2 separate regions of the Homo sapiens genome follow, and region 2 is linked to region 1. A link is a contact called in ENCODE Hi-C data. All regions are on one chromosome and are shown on one strand. Each heading gives the region's core, a stretch centred on a gene start or an enhancer-like site at or near the end of the contact. The rest is flanking DNA. Distances are from core to core; before and after follow the strand shown.

Region 1 (4,356 bases), core at 1,311-3,810:
TTTAACTTACATATTACAGTCATATCAATGAATATGTTGGCACAAAAGACTATAGATATGGTAATGGAAAGCATTTTAATAATATTCTTCCCAACAACAGCCAAACACTAAAGAAAAACCTCATGTCAATATATGGCAGTGTAAATGCTTATGCTTTCAAGAAAAAGAAGCCGACAAAAGTTGCAAAAGAAAGGAAAAAGTACTGTTCCATAAAAACAAAATTTGTGTAAAAAATTGCCACTATTATATATTGTATATTAGTGGCCAATTCTCTAGCAATTAAAATAGCATTTGTCTTCAAATTTAAGAATAAAAGCAAATCTTGTTTTTCTCATGACTATGTTGGATATATAGGAAAAAATATTAAAACACCTAAAAATCTAATAGGAAAGCTGCTGCATATTTAATCAAATGGAGACCAAAAGAAAAGCTTATGAATTTGTAAATCCATAAACATTCAGAGGTCTACCCTCTTTACTTCAAACAAGTTTACAAGTAGGCACCAAAAGATAACTATTATGCCAGATCAGCGATTTCTTTTTTTAAGCTGCCTTTCTCTACCCAACTTCCTGTGTATCTCCAAGAGGCAATGAAGCTGATAAAATGATTTCAGAAACTGTCAAAATATTTATTTTTTTCACCAGTTTCTTTACTTAGCCAAAACAATCTTTTGTGGAAATATTGGAAAGTAAATTAAATTTTAAGTTAGTGCTGCATTGAACTGTCATTAAAAAGTTAGAAAAATGCCTTTCTTTATAGATTATTTTTGTTTTACCTTATAGATTTTTTTTCCTTATTGTTTCTTTACTTTGCCTTTTCCTACGTGTTCTCAAGTTTCCTTATAGGTTTTTGAAAAGTCGTATCTGGCCTATCAACATAACTAGTGCAATTCTTATCAACCTCATTTAAAGGTCATCAACCAAGAGTATGTTATGGGCCCTGATATATGACTAGTCCAAAACAATATTATGGGGAAGCATGGGAAAAAGAAGCTTGTTCTACTGTATTGTTCTGATTTTTCTCCCATAAACATATATCACTGCTATAATCAGAAACATGATTTAAAATGACATTGTTAAGATATGAATCCCTTATCTTACCACGAGTAGTATTTCCTGTGCTTTTCATTGCTAAAGCCATAATTTTAAACTAGTAGTGAGGACTAAAAAGTTAATTAAGTATGTAAAACTCAAACACTTGACATCAGGAACTTAAAGTGCCATTCTTACCATCCTCTAACAACTTTTATGAGTATCACTGGAGAGAGGCTCCAAGAACTGCAATCCTGAATGTCACTGAAAACTTCAATGCACTTCTCAGAGACGTCGGGTTCACTATATATCACTACCTGCAAGAAAACGAAAGTGGTAGCACACTTTGTTGTACTCTGTCAGACCAAAATAGAATCAAGACTAGAAACAGAAAATAATCTTACCTTTCCAGGTCGGGGATTGAGTTTATTTTGGACACTTCCTCTAAGTGTCTGCAATCAGATGAACAAAAACACAACAAATAATTACAACTTCACATAACGATCCTCTTTTTCCACCCACGATCCTGTAGGTAGATCACACTTTTCCCACATTGTATCGATTTTGAAACCTCCACTCTAATGGATGCTAAAGTTGTATTAAAACTCTTTGAGTTTATGCTTTTAAATTGAGGTTTTTTCACCTCTAACTGAATTTGCCATTTCAATTTCTCCTAATTTAAATGTCTAGGCTATTTCCACCAATGCTAGAAAATTCAGGGCACATATGTTTCATGTCAGTTCACAGAATAGGAACTCAGCTAAGAGATTCTAATTCAAATAATATCAGTATCATCTCAAATAAAGATAAATTAGAATATATTAATCACTTACCTAGAAAGAGCTGAATCAATTTTGTGTTCATATACATACCCTATCTGAATCCATATAAATATTGTTTTCTCATAGTAAATCTACAATCATATAACAACCACTAGTCTAAATAGAAGTGTTTATGGTATATATGGTATATTTCATAATGTACATTGCACATAGTATATTTAATCCCCCTTTTTTTTCTTTTGAGATGGAGTCTGGCTCTGTCACCAGGCTGGAGTGCAGTGGCATCATCTTGGCTCACTGCAACCTCCGCCTGGGTTCAAGTGATTCTCCTGCCTCAGCCTCCCGAGTAGCTGGGACTACAGGCATGTGCCACCAGGCCCAGCTAATTTTTGTATTTTTCTTTTAGTAGAGATGGGGTTTCACCATGTTGGCTAGGATGGTCTCGATCTCTTGACCTCGTGATCCGCCTGCCTCAGCCTCCCAAAGTGCTGGGATTACAGGTGAGAGCCACCGTGCCCGGCCTAATCCCGCTTTTTTGATAGACAAAATACATTTCAATATGGCTCCAAAACTAATCATTTTCAAGACCATCTGACAAGACCAGTAAAACCAGAAATGCATAAGATAATAAAATAGTAATTATACATGTAAAAATATTACAAAACGTGAACTACTTTCAGTGCTGACCAGGATGCCTATTTTAGGAACTGCCTTTGCTCTGACTGCTCTTGCATCACACCAGAGTGTGATATGCCCAGAAGACCACAAAAGGCTGGGGCGCAGTGCCTCACACCTGTAATCCCAGCACTTTGGGAGGCTGAGGTGGGCAGATCACCTGAGGTCAGGAGTTCGAGACCAGCCTGGCCAACATGGCAAAACCCCGTCTCTACTAAAAATACATAAATTAGCTGGGCGTGGTGGCACTCACTTATAATCCCAGCTACTTGGGAGGCTGAGACATGAAAATCGCTTGAACCTGGAAGGCAGAGAGGTTGCAGTGAGCTGAGATCATGCCACTGCACTCCAGCTTGGGTGACAGAGCGAGATTCTGACTCTAAAAAAAAAAAAAAAGGCCATAAGGGCCCCCCTAGAGCCTTATCAGAAGCCAGATGGTATATACCTATTTATGTATATATACACATTAGAAGTAGATAAACTGAAGAAAAAGCCTAAAATTTAAAACAAAATTCAGGTAAAACCTTCATGATTGAATATACAATCAATAAAAGCCCAGGACCTAAAGAAAGACCATATTTTTTAATCATAAAAAGGCCTAGAAAAAGTATAAAGATTTTATTTTTCCTTTTTATGTCATTTGACTTGATTTTCATAGGGAAACTGTATATTCTGTTATCAACTTTGTCAGACTGTAGTTAAATAAGGAAAGCGATCTAAGAACAATTAAAAAGAACAAAGTAGTAATGAATGGGAAGTGGACCAGTGGAAATTTTGTGCTTGAGAGAAATAGTTAATATTTCTATTATATAACTATTAATAGAAATAGTTAGAATTTTATGATTTCTGAGTACCATAGGCTGATTCAGTCTTATTTGTTTATAGCAGTGGTTCTCAAAATGTGGTTCAGAGGCCACTGCGGGGGTCTCCAAGATACTTTCAGGTAGTCCATGGGGTCAAAACTATTTTCATAATAAGAAGAGGTCACCTGCCTTTTTCATCTCTGTCTCAAATGTCCAGCGGAGTACAAGGCTCCATGATGTGTGATGACATCGTTGCTCTGAGCACTGGTGCAGTGTGCACTTCTACTTTCTGGTGTTTTACAATTTTCTCAGCAATTATTTATAATATAATAAATTCTGATAGGCAGAACCCATACAAACAAAAGCTCGTTGGGGTTCTCAATCATTTTTAAACATAAAGGGTCCTAACACCAAACATCTGAAACCCAAACTTTATGAAAGTTTATGAAATCACATGAAAAAGGGATCTGCACCTCTGCTGGAAACCCAACCATATATTTTGAAAGAGCTTGCAACATCACATTCTCTGACAGGATTGTAGTAAAAGCCAATACAATACATTGAACCATGCTGCAGTACCCTGTACAGACGAGGAAAGGTGCAAGGTATTTTCTGCCTAGATAAACTGTGTTGGATTGAGGTCCACACTTGCCAGACAGCCGGGTTCACAGGATGGACCACCAGAATACAAACCCTACTCAGGTTTCTAGCCTGGCAGAGCTGATCACTAAACATATATTCCACCTTCCTCTCTCATAGTCCTTTCTCACCTTAAATAAGCTTGGTAACAAAAAGGCGCAATTCACATCAAAAACCGAGTAAAGTAAACATCTTCTGAAGTGAGATAAAAGAAGATGCAGAAATCAAAATTATTCCCCAAAATCATGTTTTGCTGTCTTCTCTCTAATATTTAAGAAAAGATCCAATGAAAACCAAAATTCTTTATTCCCCACAGCTTTGCAGGGTAAAAAAAATATTTCCCTAATGAAAACTAATTCCCAATAAAGACAAAATACTGTCTCAATTGCATAGGATAAACACCTATTGCTACTTATGGGAACAAAG
Region 2 (4,356 bases), core at 1,174-3,673, 320 kb before region 1:
ACAGAGTGCTTAAGCAAATCAGTGCTGAAAAAAATTTTCCTTATATCTATGGTAACCTGTGGAGAACTGTGTGAAAGGACTCTCTGGGGCCTCTAGGCTTTCCCAGAAACCCAGTTACTTTAGGTTGGCTGTCCTCGTCACCTCTGCCCAGGAAAGGCCCGAGGCCTGACTAGGCCCCCAAGGAGCCAGCCCCCTCCCGAGGCACCTCCCTCCCAAGGAGACACATCCACGTGGCATGGAAACTTTTCGGTAAACACTCAAAAGTGAGAGCTGGTTCCCTTACCTTGGAGGGGACATTCAGGGATGGTAAGAGATAAGACGTTTCTAGGAAGAAAAGAAAGGGGAAGTGAGAAGATAAAAGTCTTCACATAAGAGGCAAATGAGAAAAGCATTTTCTGCCAAATTGTGAAAAGTGAAAGAAATGAAAGCAAGCTTGCTTTGGAGACAGAAATAAACACTAGGCAAAAAGAAACAACTTTTCCATAAAGCGTTTTGTAACAGTTAGGAAAAACTCAAAGGTAATCCATGATATTGGTCCAGGGATGCCTAGAACAAGGTCTGCTTAGGTGACTGGAAAAGACACTTGCCCCTGTGAAGAAATTTCAGAGGTACCAGGAAAGTTCCCTGACCCCCAAATGCCTCAACTGTTTGGTTCATGACCCGCACAAAGGCCTGAGGCTGAGAGGCTTGTGGGATAGAGACCCAGCTTGCTCTCCACTAGTTAACCTGTGTCCTACGGCTGCTTTCAGCAGGAGGAGGGGGGACACCTGTGTCAAGTGCTGTGTGTGCCCAGATGAGGCCTCTTTCTAATCTCTGCAAAGCTCTCCAATTCCAGAAAGACAATTCATAAAGAATGGGTCATCCCACCCATTTATTCTGGGCAGAACCACGAGACCAGGTTGCTGAAGGGGATCTTGAATCTACTCTGCAATTTTGCCCAGGGTGGGCCTGGAGCAGAGAAATGAGGAGAGAAGTTAAGCAATGGAAGCAAGAGCAGCTGGGGCCTGCCAGGACTGAGCTGAGGATGTTCATGATTGGCTTCCATTTGGAACTCAGCAAATGACTGAGGCTGCCCATGGCTTACCATTGAGAGAAGGCCACACCAAGGCCTGGGAACAGCCAGCTATGGGCAGATCAGGCCAGCACCTCCTAAACCAGCCTGTACCTCCACTTCTCTGTGCTGATTTTCCTTCTACTCTCTCTAATGCTTATTAAAGTTTCCCCAAGACTCTACCAGTTCCACTTATCAGAGCAACAGTGGGTATTGGGTCATGGTGGAGGCAAGGGGACACAGGATGAATTGAGGCTTGTAGGTACTGCTGGCTTTCCCTACTTGCAGAAGTTCCTCTGGAAATCATCATTATCATTATTATTTTTGTTCTTTTTTTTTTTTTTTTTTTGGAGAAAGGGTTTTGCTCTGTAGCCCAGGCTGGAGTGCAGTGCTGCAAACATGGCTCACTGCAGGCTTGACCTTCTGGGCTCAAGGGATCCTCCTGCCTTAGCCTCCCAAGTAGCTGGGACCACAGTTGTCAGCCACTATACCTGGCTAATTTCTTTGATTTTTGTAGACGGGGTCTTGCCGTATTGCTCAGGCTGGCCTCCATCTCCTGGGCTCAGGCAATCCTCCTGAGGCCTTGTCCTCCCAAAGTGCTGGGATTACAGGCACTTTTTATTAAGGGAGAGGCTATTTCAGCTCTCTTTTCAGACTGGAGAATGCCTTTTTCAGGGCTTTTTGATGGTGCTGTGCCACTGAATACTTCCAACTTGGAATAATCGTTGAGTGATGACTTTCCTCAAAGGTTTAAGAAAAACTACATTAAAATAAATAAGCAGGCCATGTGCAGTGGCTCATGCCTATAAATCCCATCACTTTGGGAAGCCAAGGTGGGAGGATCGCTTGAGCCCAGGAGTTCAAGACCAGCCTGGGCAAAAAAGCAAGACTTTTTCTCCTCACAAAATTTAAAAATTAGCCAGATGTGGTGGCACTCACCTATAGTACTAGCTACCTGGGAGGCTGAGGCAGGAAGATGGCTTGAACCCAGGAGTTCAAGGCTGCAGTGAGCTGTGATCATGACACTGCACTGCAGCCTGGGCAACGGAGCAAGACCCCGCCTCAAACAAAACAAACAAAACAACAAAAAAAACAAAAACTGGTTGGGAATGCCTACAATATTAGAAATACAGGAGTTATTATTTCTAGGTTCCTGGGTTGTAAGGCTTTCAATTTTTTTTCTACATGCTTTTCTTCATTTTCTAAAATGTAAATTAAAGATGTTTCCAATTCACTTTTCTGTCAGATTAAAACCCCAAGTTTTGCCTTTAAGGTTTCATTTCTAGAAGTGGTTCAGAATATAATGCTGAAGTTAGCTCAGTTACAGTAACTGGGGATTTCCTCTAGTCTCTGGCTGTTCATGTGGAAGTTGTGTTGTCATTTCTTTCCTTTTCTTTTCTTTTCTTAAGCCATCACAGTGACACCTGGCTATCTTGGCAAAGAAGAATAACAGGACAACTATTGTCTATCAAGAATTTTAGCCAGGATTTCCCCAGTCTGCTCCTCATTTTTGTGATTTTGTTGGTTCCTTTGATGAGAACTTTTTCTTGAGGTTTTAGGCAGACTTAATTTAAAGCATTGATCTCATCACACTTTTTTAGCTTCTGGTTAAAAATAGAACATCTCACGTAATTTCCAAGGAAAATCAGTTCTGTCAAATCTCATTGCTAATTCATAAAGGGCATTTGACTGTTCAAATAGAAGAGTATGGGAATCCAATGGATATTTCCGAAGTTACCATTTTTTAAAGGAATTTAACACCCCATCTTGGTCAGCCATGTGGATCTGAATCAGTTAAATTTAATCCAATGGAGATAAATTTGATTTTGCATGAATTAGAGCAGCATTTGCAAAAAAGCTCTTGACAGAATGTTTTATTCATATTCAGTACCAGCATCTTTTGCTTTTCTTTTAAGGTTGGTAAGAAAAGGATTTCAATCACACATTGTAGGCAAATGTCTTATGTGCTTTAATGTGTAAGGAGCATAAGTTGTTATTATGATAATGTTAATAAGACTTTTCATGTAGTACATTTTGGTTGACATTTAATCCCAATTGAGAAAAACCTAAAATTAATTTTTGTAAGAAACAAGACCAGAGTGGCTCATCAGGCTTAGAAGTGGGACTAATGGTACTATAATCAGACTGATGAGCTGTTAAATATCTGATGTGAAAACCATATCATGAAATGATAGGAAAGAATCTGCACAAAAGTCCTTTTGAATTTGCTCCTTGTCCTTTATTTTGCAGTTTGTTCAAAAGGCTTATTACCTCGGCTTCAAAACACAGATCCAAGATACTTACCAGCTGGTAACTTTTATTTGTTAATCAACTCAGCTTTCCTCAGAAAGATCCAAAGGGAGGGGAAAAATCATTTTTTTTTTACCACCTATTCGTCCAGGGTAAGATATTGCTGGTTCTATTTGGGTAAATGGATGAGCCACAAGCCTGGTTGCCCAGGACAATGATGCTAAATTGGGGGGCTGAAGATCTCGCTGACTTGGATGATGTACAATTAATTTTCAAGTCTGTTTTTGGTTAAATTGTTGCTTATATGGGATGTGGCACAGAGACAGGGCAAAAATGGGATTGTGAATCTTGGCAGGGTAGGATAGGTTTGAGAATTAATTTTTCACTTAGGTTAAATTCCTCCCATCATCCCTGGGCCGGTAAAGCCTGTGCCTGTGTCCTTGTCAGCGCATTTAGTCCTCAGGATCTGTACGGGTTCCACGGAGATCATGCAGGACATAAAACGCTAATTCAATTTTTGCTTTTCTTGCTTAAGAGGCGGAAGTTAGAGCTAGGTATTTTATGGAAGGATTTCTTGAAATTCTATGAGAGACGATCTAAAAATCTCTAAGACTATCCAAACCCAGGAAAAGTTGGTCAATGTCATCAATTTGATGACACTGATGAGGTCCACAGCCATGTACTCACTGCTCCAGTCTTTGTTTAAGAACAAGGTATTGAAGTAAAGTGTTGTATCCTCAGATTTAAGTTGTAAAAGGATACTGAGGAAGAAAAAATCAAGAAACTCAACTTCATTAAAAAAAATTGTTTGCTCTGTGAAAGACACTGTCAAGAGAATAAAAAGATAAGCCATACACAGGGAGAAAATATTTGCAAAACACATATCTGTTAAAGGACTGTTATCCAAACTATACAAAGAACTCTTAAAACTCAACAAAAAGAAAACAAACAATTTGATTAAAAAATAGGTTCAGACCTAAACAGACACCTCATCAAAGAAGTATACAGATGACAAACATAGGAAAAGAAACTCCACATCATGTGTCATTAGGAAA

Evidence for each region. A loop is a pair of places that touch in the nucleus more often than their neighbours do. Pooled maps may share reads with other maps.
Region 2: a map with no recorded cell type shows a loop between it and region 1 (7-fold over the local background). The contact joins two enhancer-like sites. A Hi-C loop is called at or near these places in 7 of 37 single-sample maps with no recorded cell type and 4 of 50 pooled maps.

Annotation. Positions count from the first base shown.
Region 1 is chr6:106,522,260-106,526,615 of GRCh38, reverse strand. It overlaps CRYBG1 (crystallin beta-gamma domain containing 1), which reads right to left. Exons shown (of 22, transcript NM_001371242.2): 5 at 1,436-1,483; 6 at 1,230-1,348. Among named protein-coding and RNA genes, the nearest start is that of RTN4IP1, 110 kb to the left of the region's middle. Within about 2 kb of position 2,560, at least 10 of the 41 ENCODE cell types and tissues checked have a DNase peak (open chromatin) inside an H3K27ac peak, as active enhancers do.
Region 2 is chr6:106,843,223-106,847,578 of GRCh38, reverse strand. No RefSeq gene overlaps it. Among named protein-coding and RNA genes, the nearest start is that of LINC02532, 58 kb to the right of the region's middle. RefSeq lists enhancers at 627-676, 2,307-2,366. Within about 2 kb of position 2,423, at least 2 of the 41 ENCODE cell types and tissues checked have a DNase peak (open chromatin) inside an H3K27ac peak, as active enhancers do.